2 separate regions of the Homo sapiens genome follow, and region 2 is linked to region 1. The links are chromatin loops, found by intact Hi-C in ENCODE. Cell type or tissue: mesothelial cell of epicardium. All regions are shown on one strand. Each heading gives the region's core, and the rest is flanking DNA. Links, peaks and the distances in the headings are about the cores only.

The links. Peaks named below come from ENCODE experiments on the same cell type or tissue, not always from the same donor. Only the 100,000 strongest peaks of a DNase experiment are listed, where the experiment ranks them.
Region 2: it touches region 1 in a loop (16-fold over the local background); 5 of 110 quality-filtered maps call a loop at or near these places.

What each region holds. Positions count from the first base shown.
Region 1 is chr10:69,413,327-69,422,047 of GRCh38, forward strand. It overlaps TACR2 (tachykinin receptor 2), which reads right to left and starts at 3,592. Exons shown (of 5, transcript NM_001057.3): 1 at 2,606-3,592; 2 at 1,619-1,813. The coding sequence starts at 2,997. RefSeq lists enhancers at 3,362-4,096, 4,847-5,141. In mesothelial cell of epicardium, for the core only: a CTCF peak has its summit at 76 (motif pointing left); a DNase peak (open chromatin) is centred at 95.
Region 2 is chr10:69,474,794-69,483,514 of GRCh38, forward strand. All of the region lies in intron 1 of TSPAN15 (tetraspanin 15), which reads left to right. Among named protein-coding and RNA genes, the nearest start is that of TSPAN15, 28 kb to the left of the region's middle. RefSeq lists an enhancer at 260-554. In mesothelial cell of epicardium, for the core only: no CTCF peak of the experiment used is centred there; no DNase peak of the experiment used is centred there.

The sequences.
Region 1 (8,721 bases), core at 1-8,000:
GCCCACCCCTGCCCGCCTGTTTTTCCCAGTCGCCTGAATCTGGGATGGAACTCGCTGTTCTCAGAGAGCTGGCACGCACAGTGGTCCTGTATGAAGATGGAGAAATACCGACCCCAAGTGGCCGGTCTCAATATGTTCTGCTCTCCACCCTTTGCTGAGCCAGAAAGCCGGGCATTCCCCATATATGGATATCGCCCTCCGTGAGAGGGTGGGGTGCAGGGAGGGGGCAGAGACCCTGGGCAGGGCCTGCCCTCGAGACTCGCCAGTCCCCAGGAACGGCTTCTCAGAAGAATGGCACCTTCCCTATCCCTGAAGCCCACAAGAGCAGCCTTCTCCTGGCAGGTGCTCAGGACAGATGGAGACCAGGCAGGGAGGATGTTGGAGGAGAGGTGTGTTGCCATGGCTACCTGGCAGCCCTCACCTCAGACCATGCACACCCTCATGCTTGGGGCAGCTGGGACTTTGTGGGAAGGATCTGCCACCCCCAGGTGTGTTTTCATGTGTCCCCTATTTAAGCTGCCACATACTGGGTACCAGTTCTGTGCCAGGCATGGTGCTAAGGGCTTCAGGTACACTATCTCATTTATGCTCACAGAGCGAGGTACTATTATGAATCCTCATTTTAGAGAGAGAAAGCCAGAGGTTCAGAGGTTACGTGAGTGTGAGGCATCCTCCGGCCACGTGGGACCAGGCCACGACTTGGGCCTGACTGAGCCCAGAACCCCAGTCGGTTCTTTAGCCTCTACCAAGCAATGGCTCAGTGCCTGGGGACCACAAAGACACATCGTGAGATCCTCAGAAACTGAGGCCGGAATGGAGAAAGGACTCACCCAGGGTCACACAGCAGCTGGGCCATGCCTGAATTCCTCTAACCCTGCCCTCCCTGCCTCCAGCCTGTGATGCCCACCTCAGCAGCCTGAAAATGTCCCAGGCTCCATCATGGACTCGTTCTGCCTCAGTCTCCTGCCGCTTTGTGGCCTGAGCATATAGAGAGTCTCCCCCAGACACACGCCTACACATGTCCCTAACACGTGCCTGTGTGCAAACACATCTACAAATATGCCCACACACTTGCACGTGTACACACAGGCAGAAATGGGTGCCGCATGTTCACGTGACATGTACAGTCACATACACGTGTGCATGCATGCATATCCTTATCTAAGGATGCAAGGGTGCATATTTGAGTAGCAGAGTGGTGAGGAGATTGGGCCCTGGGCAGGATTGCTTAGATTTGAATCCATAGCTGGATTCAAATGACTAGCTGGATTTGAATTACTAGCTGTGTGGTTTTGGGCATGTTACTTAGTTTTTCAGTGCCTCAGTTTCTTCATCTAAAAAATGGTAAGAATAATAATATAATATATATCCCACATAGTTAGGAGAATTAAATGGGTCAATATATGTAAAGTGTGAAAAACAGATCGGCTACATCGTGTGTGTTGCTTACTAAGCATATAGGTATATTCACACAATCCCGTGTACACTCACTCATGTGTACACCCATGCATGCACACCACACATGCATGGACATGGATGCATGCACGCGTGTGTACACACACACACACAGACTCACACACACACACTGTTGCCCTCCACAATCCCCCAGAGGCCTTACAGGAGGAGCGTCTTGCCCCCGCTGTCTTCGGGCCAGGCCACCACGCACTTGGTGGCACCCTGGTCCATGGTGACGGTGGAGTAGAAGCACTGAGGGGAGGCCAGGGCGAGAGCCACCAGCCAGATGCCAGCAATAACCGCCTTGGTGCTGGGAGCTGAAAGCCGAGGCTGGAAGGGGTGGACGATGGCCATGTACCTGTGAGCAGAGGGCAGCTTGAGCGGCAGGGGCCCTCCTGTTAGCCCAGCTCCCTTTCCCCTGTCTCCCTCTCTCCCAACCCAGGCCCACGCCTTCTAGCCATTCCCCGCACTGCTGCCATCTGCTGATATCATAGTATCAGCCGACCTGCAGAGAGCCCGCTGGGTGACTCTCCCACAGCCACACAGCACACTGATGCCTTGGAACCCCGGCCCAGGCACCTCGGCCCACCATTTCCCTCTGGGCATGGACATGCCCGTGGACGGCCACAAGAAAGCCACACTGGAAGCCCATCTCAGGGCAAGATCAAGCATCCAACATTAGCCTGAAGCTCAGCCCTGAGCAGCGTTGGGAAAATAATTGGCCCTATTAGATTGTAACTGCAAGCAAACTTAACATTTTCCCCTCGTGTAATCTATCCGGAATAATAAAAAAAAAACTGTATAAGACATATCTTTGGAGTGAAATAAAGACAACAAAACAAAGATCAACTCCAGGAAAGAACACTTCAGAAGGTCGCTAAAACATTGCCCACTTCCCCTACAGACTTGAACAACCTGTCTAGTGCATCTAGTGCAAAGTCCTTCTCTGTGTCTAACCCTCAGTCTACCTTCTTCAGCTCCACAGTCCCCCTGCCTTCCAGATTCATAGTTTTGGACCATGACCAGATTTGGGAAGCCATTCCCATGGTTCTACCCAAACTTGCTGTGTAATCACAGGCATGTCACCACCCTTATCTGAGCCCCGGCTCAGTGGGGAGGCTCCCCCCAGCTTCCCCAAGGACCCTCTTGCCTGTCGGCAGCAATGGCGGTCATGGAGTAGATGCTGACAAACATGGCTGTGATGGGGAAGAGGTTCTGGAAGTAGCAGAAGGCACGGCCAAAGTACCAGATGTTGTGGCTGGCATAGACAAAGTTGAAGGCGGCATTGAAGGCAGCCATGCAGAGGTCAGCCAGCGCCAGATTGACGATGAAGTAGTTGGTGACTGTGCGCATCCTCCGATGGGCCAGGATGATCCAGATGACGATGGCATTACCCGTCACGGCCACCAGCACCAGGGCCAGGTAGGCTGTGGCCCACAGTGCCAGTTGCCAGCTGGGCATGGAGAAGGCTGTGATGCCCGTGGTGTTGCTCTCAGGGCCAGATGAGATATTGGCTTCAGTCACAATGTCACAGGTCCCCATGGCTGCTTCTGGGTCTGGAACAAAGGACCTGGCTCCTCGGCTCCTCTCGGATTTGCTATGAAAGAGAACTCCCCTTCAGAGCATGGGAATATGGGGGCAGGGAGAGGAGCAGATGCCAAGCGTGGTGGCACATCAGGAGAGCCTGGGGCCACTCCTAGGTCTCAGGCAAAGATGAGCTGGGCTGAGCACAAAGCCCAGTCCAGAACCATTGTCATTTCAGATTCCATCCTTCCGGCCAGACTTCTCGAATATCATGTGGAAACACAGAATTCAAATCACAGTGTCAGAGCAGAAAACACCCTTATAAATCAACCCCTTCGCTGAAGAGATGGAAGACAGAGATTCCAAGAGGGGACGGGACCAGCCCAGGTCACTCAGGAAGTTGGTGACAAGTTAGGACTCGAACCCAGGTTTCTCGTCACGTAATTCAGGAAACCTTCCAGATCAGAGGAATGCACAGCGGGAGTCTCTGGAGTCCACAGGTCAATGGCGCAGCAGCCTCTCTCCAGGCTTTGGGCTGCAAGCCGGGCTGGGTGCTGGGTGCTCAGGGCTCTGCCAGCTGCCAGCCCTCGCTGCAGCTTCCCTGCCGTTCTCTGGGGCAGGGCCAGTGGGGGCCTTGGCAGAGGTGCTGCCTGCTCACGAGGGGGGGCTTTGGCTCCCGCCCCTGGTCCCACCCCCTGCTTGGCCTTGTCTCTTGAAAGATTTAGGACTGGCTGCAGAGGCAGGGAGAGACTTGGGGGAGATGGGGCTGGTACAGAGGGCCCAGCTCTCGGCGGATGTTGACTTTCAGCCCAGGACAGGAGCTACGTCTGAAGAGTGATTCTGAATACAGAAGGAGTTCGAGCCTGGTTTGGTGACTCCAGGCAAGTCTCTTAACCTTTCTGAGCTCTGTCTACCCCATCTGAAAAATATAGAAAAATGGTGTGCATCTTACAGTACATTTGTGAATTTTAAATGGAGATAATGTGCACAAAGTCTACTTAGCACAGGGGTTGGTACATAAAAACTATGATTGGAGTTTCTGGCCCGAAGGGAGGACCCCACAGCTCTGGGCGCTCTAGGAGGAGAAGCCAGAACCCGGAGCGTTTCCAGCGAGTTCCCAGGTGATACTGATGCTGCTGGAGCCAGCACTTCACTTTGAGAACCACTGTCTTAGGACAAAGTCAGGGCTCTTCCGGGAACCACAGCAAAGCTGGAGTTTTAACTCCTGAGAAGCTGCTCTAGGTTTGCCCCAAGATCCCTGCTCCTGGTCATTGACTGTGTGCACGTGTGTGAAGCAGTGAAGATGTTTCTGAGCAACTGTATGTGCGGCTGACGTGTTAAGCTCACACACACGCATGAACCTGTGCACACCTGTGGTGTGTGGACCATGAAGGCAGGGCAGGATTAGCGGGAGTCGGGGGGGCATGTTCTTCATTAAAGCAGAGGAGGCTTCTCATTCACCAGCAACCCACGGCACAGCAGCCTCTGTGCTCCCAGGGCTCTGCCTTGCACCGCCTGGGTTTCTCGTGGCTGGGCCTCGGCCCCCACACTCCCAGTCCATTTTCTGCTTCTCCCTGTGTGTCACTTTCCTGACACCCAGCCCTTGTCTCCCGGGGTGAGCTGAGAAAGACCTTTAAAGGTCTCTAGTGCTGAAAAGATTATGCCACCCATGGAATCCAATATAAAAACAACACTAAACCATAAGTCATGAAACTTAAACATGCTGAAATTGAAAGAGCTTCTTTATGGATTTTTCTGATTATGAACTTCTGGGTAAGTTCATCGACAATCAACACTGAAATTGTATCTATTGTTTGGTCTCCCTGCTGTGCAGATGTGAGGAGCATGTGCTGGGTCGAATGGGAACCCCATCCTTGCCCTTGGGGAGGGAGTGCTTCCTGGGCCCCTACTCCTCCCGTGGGTGTGTGCCTGTGTGCCTGTTTCCTCTCTGGAGTGGCCTGTTTGGACTTTGGACCCTAGCAGAAGGGTCTCTGCCTTTGATCTCTGTTGGTGGCGGCAACAGTAGCAGTACTTTAGGGTTTGCTTCTGTCTCATGCCCATCTGGCCAGGGTCCTAAAGAGCAGAATGTGTAGAAATAAGAATGGAAGCCCAAGACAGCCTGCTCTTTTTGCTGTCCTCCTGCTCCCAGGCAGTGGGAATTTGTTGAGCTTCAGGTGCAAACCCAGTGCAGGGCTGGGATGCCTGAGCGCCTGTCACCAGTCACAGAAGCCCAGCAGAGTTCAAGTTCCTTCCTCCCCACAACATCCCGCCACCTCCACTGTTTATGTAAAGGGGATTATGTTTTGGAGCTTGTACATCTGAGTTTTTATTTTCCCCTTAAATTATCTGCTCTTGCAGCCTTCCAACTATGTGCTATGGTTTGAAGCCTCGTGAAAGGGGAAGATGCGGGCCACCCAGGATGAAGGGGTTCCTGATCAGCTTTGCTGCTTGGCACTGGCCTTCTGAGTCCATAGCTAGACAGCGATCCCGAAGGCCAGTCCTTATTTTATTTTATTATTTTAGATGGAGTCTCACAGTGTCGCCCAGGCTGGAGTGCAATGGCACGATCTTGGCTCACTGCAACCTCCGCCTCCTGGGTTCAAGCGATTCTCCTGCCTCAGCCTCCTAAGTAGCTGGGATTACAGGTGTATGCCACCACACCTGGCTAATTTTTGTATTTTTTTAGTAGACAGGGTTTCACCATGTTGGTCAGGGTGGTCTTGAACTCCTGACCTCAGGTGATCCACCTGCCTCAGCCTCCCAAAGTGCTGGGATTACAGGCATGAGCCACTGCGCCTGGAAGGCCAGTCCTTTTAAAGGAGAAAAAAAAATGCCGGGCACGGTGGCTCACACCTGTAATCGCACACCTGAGCTGATGGTGCCAGTTGCGTGCATCCAGGAAGCAGACCCTGCTGTGTAAGAAACACACCAGCTGTTTCTCAGGGAGCTACCACTGGGGTCAACACTTGGGGCAGCAGACAAGGCAGGAAGCAAGTGTGGCTGAAGCACGGCATCGTGCTGTGGTCCAGGCCTACAATAGCCTTGGTAACCCCATGGGTAATTGGAACTGGGATAGCTTCAGAGTTGCCCCGTGTGGGGCAAAGTTAACCAGGCCTTTATATTTCCACATTGGTCACTGGACGTGGGCCACCCCAAGAAATCATGTGATTGTTGTCAAGGCAGTTGAGGCGAGGCCTGCAGTCGGGGACGCTAAACATGGTGCTGGTACTATATGCCTGCCCGGCAGCTTGAAGGGGGCCTGGGAAGCGCAGGGCAACGTCCACACAGCTAGACAGCAGCCACTCCTTCAGACGGGCGTGCGCTGGCAACTGTGCCTTGCTGGTTGGTGTAATTGTGACCTCTGGGCTAGAGGCTTAAAGACCAGAGTTGGGAGAGGAATGATCTTCCAGGGAGTTTGAGGAAGAAAAGGTGGGAGAGCTGTGGTGTGTGAGAGAAGTGGGTGGGAGAGGAAAGGCGGCTCCAGAAAGCACTGTGGATGAGGCGTTGCTATCAGCGCCTGGGGGATGCTCTTGAGAGTGGCCTATCTCTGTTTGGGAGGCTGCTCTGGGCCCTAGCTTCAGAGGTCACAGACAGCATCGCGGGACACTAGCGCTGAGGGTCACCCTGTCACCAGGGCAATGCTGGGGGTGCCAGGAGGTGGCCGAAGTGAGAGGAGGACGTGGGGTTGGCAAAGGGTCAGCCCCTCTGCTGAAAGGCTCCAGTCCTGTGCCCGGTGGTGGGTCTGACCCTGAGCCGCTGCTCCAGTGATCATCCCAGAGACAGGAGGAAGGATCACATCTGTATTTGCGGGAGCTCCTGGTGGGGCCAAATGAGGACAAGAAGAAGAACACTTTTCATTCTGCTAGATGAATCTGGTTCCATGGACTGTCCTTCATTCCGAGACCATGCCCTTCCTGCTGTTTGAGTTCTTTCATGAAATAATGGGGATGGCGGATGGTAGTTGTTGACCTGGTTTTGCTTTTTCTTTAAAATTCCTTACTTGGTGGAATAAAAAGTCAGTGACCGGTATGGTTCCCTCAATAGGGTTTTTGTTGTTGTTGTTGTTGTTTTTGTTTTGTTTGTTTGTTTTTGAGACAGAGTCTCACTGTGTTGCCCAGGCTGGAGTGCAGTGGCACAATCTTGGCTCACTGTACCCTCCACCTCCCAGGTTCAAGCGATTCTCCTGCCTCAGCCTCCCGAGTAGCTGGGATTACAGGCGCCCACCCCCATGCCCAGCTAATTTTTATATTTTCAGTAGAGACGAGGTTTCACCATGTTGGCCAGGCTGGTCTTGAACTCCTGACTTCAGGTGATCTGCCTGCTTCAGTCTCCCAAAGTGGTGGGATTACAGGCGTAAGCCACCATGCCCGGCCCCCTCAATAGGTTTTTAATATTATATTGGCCCATGAAATTCAAAGACCCAGGAGCCCCTATCTATTTCCTCAATTAGAGAAGAGGAGTGAGGCTGGGTATGGTGGCTCACACCTGTAATCCCAGCACTTTGGGAGGCTGAGGTGGGTGGATCACCTGAAGTCAGGAGTTCGAGACCAGCCTGGCCAACATGGTGAAACCCTGTCTCTACTAAAAATACAAAAATTAGCCAGGTACAGTGGCAAGTGCCTGTAATCCCAGCTACTCGGGAGGCTGAGGCAGGAGAATCACTTGAATGCGGGAGGCGGAGGTTGCAGGGAGCTGAGATGCAGCCACTGCACTCCAGCCTGGGTGACAGATTGAGATTCCATCTCAAAAAAAAAAAAAGAGGTGCAGGAGCTCCCAAGAGGGGCAGGGCGAGGCCTGGTTTCATCACCAGTGAGGTGGGGCTCACGTCCCCTTGTCTTGCCTTTACTGTTCTGTCGGCCTCCACGTCCCGGAGGCCCATCGAAACCACTTCCTTGATCACCTCCTTGTCACACTGATGGCAGGCAAGGCTTCTCAGGTCTTGGATCGCGTCTTGTTTGTTTCCAGTGTCTAGGAGTGGCCAGAACGTTGTCAGTGTCCTATAAAGGTTGGTTGAATAAAAATGATGAATAAAATGTAAAATAATACTCCAGTGAGGGATGGGGAATCTTATGTGTACATTATTTATTTATTTATATCTATGTCTTTGTGATACAGATATGAAAGTTCTAAGTTAATGGTGGGATTTCAAGTGGGCAGGGCCGTATAATGCCTGGCACACTGGTACATGGTAGATGCTCAATAAACATCAAATGAATAAATGAATAACAAATGATGAGTAAAGTCTAAATTATCACCTTGTTAGGGGTGAATGGGTAGCATTTTTATTTTTACAGGCCCTAAAGCTTAAAGTAAGAGAATATTTCTCCATACGTCCTGCAGGGATTTTGTAGCAGGACATCAGAGTCTATAGCACTCCTGGATTTATTTCTCATAGATAGTCCCCTCTTAGTCTGTAAACCAGAGGGCCCCAGGCCGGCCCCTTTAGAAGGTGCGCTCTGTGCCCCCTGCCCCTTGGCCTGGGCATCAGTGGCCCAGAATTTGGGACTTCAGCTGGGAGAGGGAGAGTCGGCCTCTGCCAAAACACGGGCTGCAGCTGACATCTTCTTTAAACACTGAGAGTGTGCTGGGGGCAGCGCCTTGCCCTGAAAGCCTGAAGTTTATCTAGCTGGAGAAGAGAGGCTGGAGTGTTTACATCTGCTGTGGTCCTGGTGTACACAGAGCTCTTAACACAAAACGTGCTCATTTCTCAACATCGGGCTCCAGCAGAATCTGTCCATCTAT
Region 2 (8,721 bases), core at 722-8,721, 62 kb after region 1:
GCTAGAGCTCCAACCCCAGACAGAGGATGCTGCTGGCAGTGGCCTGAGCTGGGGACTTCCTGTCTCACTGCCAGGGCCAGACATCCAGGGTGCATCCGGGAGCACTGTCTTCTGCTCTGACTGACCTCTGGCTACTGAGTCAGCGGGGTCTGGGGGGGCCTGGCCGGAGGTCCACCCAGGGCTGAGATCTGGGAAGAAAATCACCAGACACCATTACCCATGTACGCTGGGGACACAGCCTTGGGAGGCAGGCCCGTGGCTCTCTTGGTTCAGACACATGGAAGGTGGGGAGAGAGAGACAGAGAGGTCTGGAGAGTGAGGGAGAAAGAAAACCAGGGGGAGGAGGGTGTTGGGTGGAGATGAAGTTGCTCTTGACTCTCCTTCCCATGGCTGTTTCTGTGGTTCTCCGATTAACCATGAGTCATTCTTATCCTTAAGCCTTGGAAGGCTCTGTTCCAGACTGGGATCATCGCAGAGTTCCTTCTTTGGGCTTACAGGCGTCTGAAGCCATAAACCATTTCTCAGATTTATTCTCCCAGCAGATATATTAGGCCAGTCCCTGTGCTCAGGGAGGGTCCAGTTGCATGAAGTCAAACTCTGTGCATCCTTCAGAGTCCTTCTCTGGTTTCCCCAGGAGGAAGTAATTGCTCTGCATCTTGTCTCAGAATGCCTTGGTCAGTTATTTGTTCTACCGCTTCTACCTGCCTGTCCCCAAACTCTTCCCCAAAACAGCCCAGGGCATGCCATCCCCACTCCCACCCTGTGCTTCATTTGTGGTTGTTCTGGATTAGAAATTCCACTCTCTGCCCTGGCTGGATTGAATAACTGGGGTTTGCAAAACTCCCAGCCTAGCTCCTTCACAGCCTGGAATGTGCTGTGTGCCTGTGGGAGTCTTAAATCAAGTATCTGCAACTATTGCCAACAGGAGGGGTAGCAAAACAGACTGGTGTGCCCACTTTGCTTCCTAGAGAGGTTTGTTTTCCAAAGGCTATGTTTGTCACCTTTGAACTGATGAACCCAAGACGTTAGATGTCTTTCTCCAGCTCAGACACCATGGAAAACTTGAGGGAGGCAATGAGAACTGTTGTTAAAGAAGCCATAATTCTTTAAAGAAACCATAAATTAAGAAGGGATTATTTATTTAATAACATTAATAAAGGGATAATTTACAAATAATAAATATTTATTTATTATTTCTTCACTTAGGAGCAGGAAGACCTGCTAGAGTAGAAATGTCATTTCTCCCCAAACGGATCTATAGATTCATTCTGGTTCCAATCAACGTCCAGTTCAGTTGATTTCCTCCCGAGACTTGAGAAGATGATTCTAAAATGTGTATGGAAGATTCGAGATCTAAGAATATCTAGGACACTTCTGAAGAAGACAGGAAGAAGAGACTTGGCCTACCAGATGGCAAGATGTGTTGTAAAACTGAAGTCATTACAATAAGGAGGTTTGTTTAGGGACAGACAGAATGACCAATGGAAGAGATAGGCAAAAACAGCCCCAGGCATATGTAGAACCTTAGAGTATGACAGTGGGGTCATAGCAGATCAGTGGGGACAGAAGGACTGGTTTGATCAATGTGCTCTGACGTTACCAAAAGTAACAAACAAAGTTGGGCATGGCGGTTCACACCTGTAATCCCAGCACTTTGGGAGGCTGAGATGGGAGGATCGCTTGAGCTCAGGAGATCGAGGCTGCAGTGAGCTATGATCACGCCACTGCACTTCAGCCTGGATGACAGAGTGAGACCCTGTCTCAAAGGGTCTCAAAAAAAAAAAAAAAGTAACAAAAGCAGGCTGTGTCAGAGAATGTCAGGGACTGAGGATTACAATTCACCAGGTTCTCTGTACTTGATGTCCAGTTTTTATAAAGGAAGAAGTCCTGTCCAGAGTCAAGGCAGGGTCGACAGCAAAGTACTAGTGACAAAGACAAGTGAATGCGCCTTTGCTGGCGGCAGGAGGCAGCCTCTGCTGCTTTCTCAAGAGCTGGCTTTGATTTGGGGTTGTGGGGGAGCCCCGTTCCTCAAGCATAAGTAGGGCCAGGTCAGTGGGATGGAGGTTCAGTGTCCCCAGAACTTAGAGTACCGCCTGGTGGTCCTGGAGGTGGGGCCGGTGCTCCCTAGGGGAGACAGAATGGGCCCTTTAGCGGTTTGGATTGGGGGCACTGCCAGGACCTCCTATCCTTGGTCTGTTTTGCTTTCCTTACAGGAAAGGGGAGTGGGACAGCAGGAACCCAGCTGCCCTGGGGATGTGGGAGAGAAGACTGTTTTCTCCCGAGTAAGTTGGTGAATACTTGCTGAGCCTTCCCTAGCTTGTGGCAGGAGGGTTGAAGCATGTGCCTTTTTCTTTTTCTTTGAGACAGAGTCTCACTCTGTCGCCAGGCTGGAGTACAGTGGCACAATCTTGGCTCACTGCAACCTCCGCCTCCCGGGTTCAAGTGATTCTCCTGCCTCAGCCTCCCGAGTAGCTGGGACTACAGGTGCACGCCACCACACCCAGCTAATTTTTGTATATTTAGTAGAGTTGGGGTTTCACCATATTGGGCAGGCTGGTCTCGAACTCCCTTGGCCTCCCAAAATGCTGGGATTACAGACATGAGCCACTGCACCCGGCCACCTTTTTCATAAGGATGGGCTCTACCTTCAGAAAGGAACCTTGTAGGAGTGGTGAGGGGCAGCACCAGCGAGAGATGCTCTAGACTTGTGCTGTCCAAAATGTGGCCACCAGCTACCTGTGGTCGAATTTAACTTAAAGCAAAATAACATGGAAGGTTCAGTTCCTCAGGCACCAGGGCCCCGTTTCAAGAGCTTGCTAGCCACACGTGGCTCGTGGATACCACACTAGGTGTTGGCATCATCTAGGAAGTTCTCAGCACTGCTGCTCCGCTATTGTCGGCTTTGTATTTTGCAAAGGTGTTTCACACCCCTTTCCCCCCAGTTCTTCATAAAAGGCCCATCTGGTAGCCTTAGTGGCTGGCCAGGCAGACGAGTTTTGGTTGTGAATCCTGACTGTCTCATGGGTTCTGTGCTGCTTAGTCTCTTTGAGCCTAGTCTGTAAAACGAGATTAGTTGTTCCTTGGATGTTTGAGGGGGTATGTTGATTAAGGGAGATGAGATGATGCAGGTATGACCCCTGACAGGATAGTGGCAAAGCATAATCACTATAAGAGCCAACAGGCTTTACTGTTTTACAGGTGAAAAATGAGGCCCACAAGCGGGAAGTGACATGGCCAAGGGTACTGAGCTCACCCATGGAGGCCCAGAACTCCTGCCTTCTATGTTGCCTCTGCTGCTCCCGCCAGCACCCTGCTCTGGGACAGGAGAAGCTGGGGCAGCAGTGTGCAGAGCAGGTGGCAGTGTGCAGAGCAGGTGGCAGTGTGCAGAGCAGGTGGCTGTCTGCAGGGTGGGCTTGGTCTGGGGCCAGGCAGGATGGGCCTCGGGACAGAGGGCCTTGGGAAGGGAGGTGCAGGGTTTCTCTGGGCAGGAGGAGGGGGTCCTGCTAGTCCCACTTTATTCAAAACCTCTCTCAAGCCTTGGAGTTTAGCTCTTCCCCACCCCCTTTCAAGCTAGAAAGTCTGAAAAGCGCTTTGTTTTGGTCCAACACGGAGCCCTGGACCTCAAATACTCCATGAGACGGTTGTGGAATGAAGTGGTTCTCAGGGCCTTCCAGGAAATGCGGGCTCTGGCAGGGGGCTCATCCTGATGTTCTGCGCTCTCCCTCTTCCCTGTCACTTTTGTTCAAATTCCTAGAGCCCTCTTCACCTCTCCATGGCAGGAATGATATTTGCTTCCTGTAGACCAGGGGTTCTTTTTTTGTGCCAGGGACCCTTTGGTTCTCTGGGGAAGCCCGTGGATCGATCCTTTTTCAGAACAAGATATTTAAATGCATAAAACGAAATACACACGGATACAAAAGAAACCAGTTATAGTAGGATACAATTATTAACATTTTATACAACCAAATTTTTGATGTAATAATGTGCAACTTTATCAGCGCATTCAATCACAAGATCTAGCAGTGAGCCTAATACTATCATAATTTTGAAGTAATGAGGAATGTAAATGACATTTTAAGATATTCAGAATAATTGTAAAGTGATTTCTACTGGTGACAAAATTGCAGGTGCCGTTAATACTACTTCAGTTTGTTGCCCACATCCCACATGGAAGGGATATTTCAGTTAGAGGTAAACAAAAGTAAAGATGTGGATTTTTCTCCATCTCCAGTTTGAGAGCTCCCTAAATTCCATCCATTGGACCATCAGTTCCAGCCTCTCTTACTCTCCCTTCTCAATAGTCTTCTGGCCCCTTGTGAGCCTATAGAACGTAATACAGGGCCTGGAACACAACAGAGCCTAGTATTTGCCTTTTGGGGGTGAAAATGGGCCTTGCAGGTCCTCGTTAAGTGCAGATTTGCCCCAGCTGTGGTGAGCCAGCCGGCACGGGTGACCAGATGCTTCCTTCAGGAGGCACAGGTGCTGGAATGCCTCACAGAGTCTCCTGCTTCCCAGCAGCTGCCTGGAACTGGGCCTCTCCCTGCACAGGAGGAAGCAGGGTTCCAGGATGCAGAGGACCTTCAGGTCTGGTTCATGCTGGGCCACAGGGCTCCTCTGCAGCCTGTTGAAGATGCCACGTGGTTCACAAAGCCTGGGCTTTTGGGCTTGGCTGTGGGCTGCCAGCAGCACGCACTTTCCCTCTTTGGCCCCAAATGGGCATGGCCGTGTGCCCCCCACCCCCAGCCCTGTTTAGCTGAGGCCATCCTGCTTGACAGATGGGCCATTTGCTTCCTGTTCTAGAGCTGAGTGGCCGGCTGCCTAGTGGAAGGCTATAATTAGCAGAGTGGAGCGGATGGGATTGCATGCTGGCATTGACAGATAATTTTATCCTCAGATGGATAAACTGATGTCATCAGAGATGTAAATATCATTTGGAAATTTTGAAGTTCCTGGGAAGGTTTATGCTGGCCTCTCCCCATGCCCGCTGCTCTTGGGAGCACTTGAATGGGGAGGCCAGAGAGGCCTGTGCTGTATGGGGAGCTGCCTGGGAGTTGCCTGCCAGGCTGCTGGGAGGGTTGGGGTGGCAGCTCCTTCTGCTAGACCAGGAGAAATAGGGCCTAGGATTGCTTGAGGGAGTTCTTGGTTTACATTTGCTTTGGGAGCTTTTCCCATGGGGTTTATGGTCTGGAAATGTCTCAAGGCTAACTAGCAAGGAAATGGCAATGCTTTATAACAGCAGAGAGTGAGATCAGAGCAAGGGGTTTTGTTTTCTGCCAGCAAGGGTGTTCTGGAGTGGGTCCCAGGGCTCTGGGGAGCTTGTAAAAATAGAAGAAGCCACTGACTGCCTTTATGGAGAGGGCTGGGGTCAGTTCTGCTCAGCATTGGGGCCAGTGGCAGCTCTGGTGTTTGGGGGATGGTTTCCAAAGCAGACTACCTTAACTCAGAAGCACAGTCTCAGGCAGGAAGGAGGAATGGGAACAGGATGGGGGCAGGGGAATGGGGAAGGATGTCAGCTGTCCCCATCCTGCCAGGGAAGAAGAAGCATTTTTTTTTTACAACAGGGAACACAGAACTTTCAAAAGTATATCGGGCCAGTTCTGAAAATGTTAAGATACAATAGTTGTGTTCGTTCCACGACAGGGTGAGAATTACGCTTTTCATCAAAATGGAAGATAAAACCCTACCTCTGCTACCTTCCAGTACCCGAGTCCCTGAATATTTTATTCACTCCATGCCTGGACTCTGAAAACTTCCATGCTCTATGGGGTTCTTATTTAACCATGATTCTCTGCTTTGAGGTGGATGAGCCTCAGGGCTCTTTTATTTGTCCAGGTTTAGAGTTTAGTGAGTGATTCCTCATGGGTGGAGTCACTGAGGAAGGGGACTTGGCCTTTTTTTTCTTTTCTTTTCTTCTTCTTTTTTGAGACAGAGTCTTGCTCTGTCACCCAGGCTAGAGTGCAGTGGTGCAATCTCGGCTCACTGCAACCTCTGCCTCCCTGGTTCAGGCGATGCTCCTGCCTCAGCTTCCCAAGTAGCTGGGATTACAGACATGTGCCACCAAGCCCGGCTCATTTTTGTATTTTTAGTAGAGAAGGGGTTTTGCCATGGTGGCCAGGCTGCTCTCGAACTCTTGACCTCAAGTGATCTGCCCACCTCAGCCTCCTAAAGTGCTGGGATTACAGGCGTGAGCCACTGCGCCCGGCCTGGACTTGGCTTTTTAAAGGCTGCTCGCCATTGCTCTCCGAGGACCTGGGGCACTTAGGCTGCCCCCAAACAGTGATTTCTCCATGTTCTGGGTTTTGGAGCATGACTGTGTCTGTCCAGATAGTCTCTGGTTTACCTTTCTCTACCAAAAAGTAGATATTTTTCATGGTCTTCATTTTCCTGTAGAGGATGAGTATGTGTATGTGTGTGTCCTGCCTTCTAAGGCCAACTTGTTAGTAAGTGGCTGATGGCTGAGCTTGTCAGTGTCTTGAGTCCCTGCCGGCCTGTGTGTTGGAAAGGCATCCTTCTAGACTGGGGGGAAAGGTCTCACTAATCCTGGATTAATTTTCAAACCAAGGGGAATGGCACTTAGCCTTGAAACATAGCAGAGTACTGGATCCAAGTGAGATGGTTTCCTGGTAATCCTCTGTTATCCTGTGTTTCTGCATAAGCTCTGTCTGCTTATTTGACTTTTGGCATCCCCGTCACGCATCAAAGCTTAGGAGGAAGCAGTCACTTCCCTTTATTCAGGACTTAGCTCTCTTTAGAAGGAGGTCACGGGCATCTGCTTAAGGACATGATGATCAGTAAGGAGACCCATGAAGTCAGTTTAAGGCTCAGGCAGCCCTGTGAGTGGCTGGAGGGGCGGCCTCCTCGGTGTTTTGCATGGTGACACTGGGGTGGCTATGCTCATGTCACCTCCCGACAACATCTGTCTGTATCATCCCTTCCTTTCCTTGGACCCTAGCTGACAGCACCATGTCTTCCACTTACTCTCCCATGTTGCCTTCAGCTTAGTGGAGAAGTCCAGTTATCTGATGACTTGTCCCTGCCCTCTGGAACATGAGGCCCAGAAAGTCAGAATCCTTGGACAGGCAGGGGACTGGGTAGACAGTGCCTGACTTGAACTCAGAGGGTCTATTGGAAAGCCCAGGTCTTGTTCATTCAGAAGATGTTGATCATAAATGCTGATTCTACTTCCTCAGTGTCAGAATGTCTTGGTGCTGGGGATGTCCGAAGCAATTGAAAAATCCCTCCTGGAGCTTATGTTCTAGTGAGGAAGACAAATTCAAAAAAAAAAAAAACCAACCAGAAATAGTGTAGTATGTTAAATACTGGTAAGTGCAAAGGAGAAAATAAAAAAGAGAAAGGAGATCAGGAGTTTCATGGGGAGGAACTTCCCATCTGTAAATAAAGTGGCCCTGAAGGGCCTCCCTTTGCAGGCGGCAACTGAGCAAAGAAGAGAAGGAGATGGGGGAGTAAGCCATGAGTGTGTCAGGGGAAGAGCATTCCAGGCAGTTGGAACTGCCTGTGCAAAGGCCCTGGGGTGAGCACACATGGCAGTTGACAAGCATCAAGAAGCCTGGGTTCTCCTAGTGGAAAGTTACAGGGTGTTCTGTGACAGCATGTCCACTATTAGAAAAGTTGAGTGAGGGATTCTACTTGCGAATTCCCTCAAAATTCTTCCTGCTCCAACCTTTGGCCTTCTCTGTGGTCATCCTGAAAGTAAATTCCGTGTTATGGTACTGTGTGAAATGTCTGTTGCCCTGAGCACGGGGTGACCTGCCTGTTTAATACGCGTTGTGGCGGCCTCGCACTTCCAGGTTTGTAGTGTTTCCACATTCATTCACTCGCGAAAGCCGTGGTGTGAGCAGTGCAGAAATGAATGTCTTCAAGTCTGTCTTTCAGATGAGAACACAGACTCACATGGTCAAATGCCTGTCCAAGGCCCAGGGTTAGCAAGTAGCAGAGCTGGGGCTCGAACCCATGTTCTCTGACCCTCCAGCCAGTGGCATTTCCCCTAACCCATCTATACTCTCCTCTAAAGTGGCATCTCCAGATTGGGTCTGTAGTAGTCTGCTAGGGCTGCCATAACATCAAGTACCAGACTGAATGGCTTAAACAATAGACATTTATTTTCTCACAGTTCTGGAGGTTAGAAGTCCAAGATCAAGGTGGCAGGGTTGATTTTTTTTTTTTGTTGTTGTTGTTGTTGTTTTTTGTTTTTTGAGACCGAGTCTCGCTCTGTTGCCCAGGCTGGAGTGCAGTGGCACAATCTCGGCTCACTGCAAGCTCCACCTCCTGGGTTCACGCCATTCTCCTGCCTCAGCCTCCCGAATAGCTGGGACTACAGGTGCCCGCCACTATGCCCGGCTGCTTTTTTGTATTTTTAGTAGAGACAGGGTTTCACAGTGTTAGCCATGATGGTCTCGATCTCCTGGCCTCGTGATCTGCCCGCCTCGGCCTCCCAAAGTGCTGGGATTACAGGTGTGAGCCACCGCGCCCGGCCTGCAGGGTTGATTTCTTCCGAGGCTTGTCTCTGGCTTGTAGACGCTGCCTTCTCCCTGCGTGTTCACACAGTCTTCCCTCTGTGAGTGTCTGTGTCATAATCTCTTCCCCTTATAAGGACACCAGTCATATTGGATTAGGGCCACCTTAGTGACCTCATTTTAACTTTAATTAGTTCTTTAAGGGCCCTGTCTCCAAATATAGTCACATTTCGAGGTACTGGGGGTT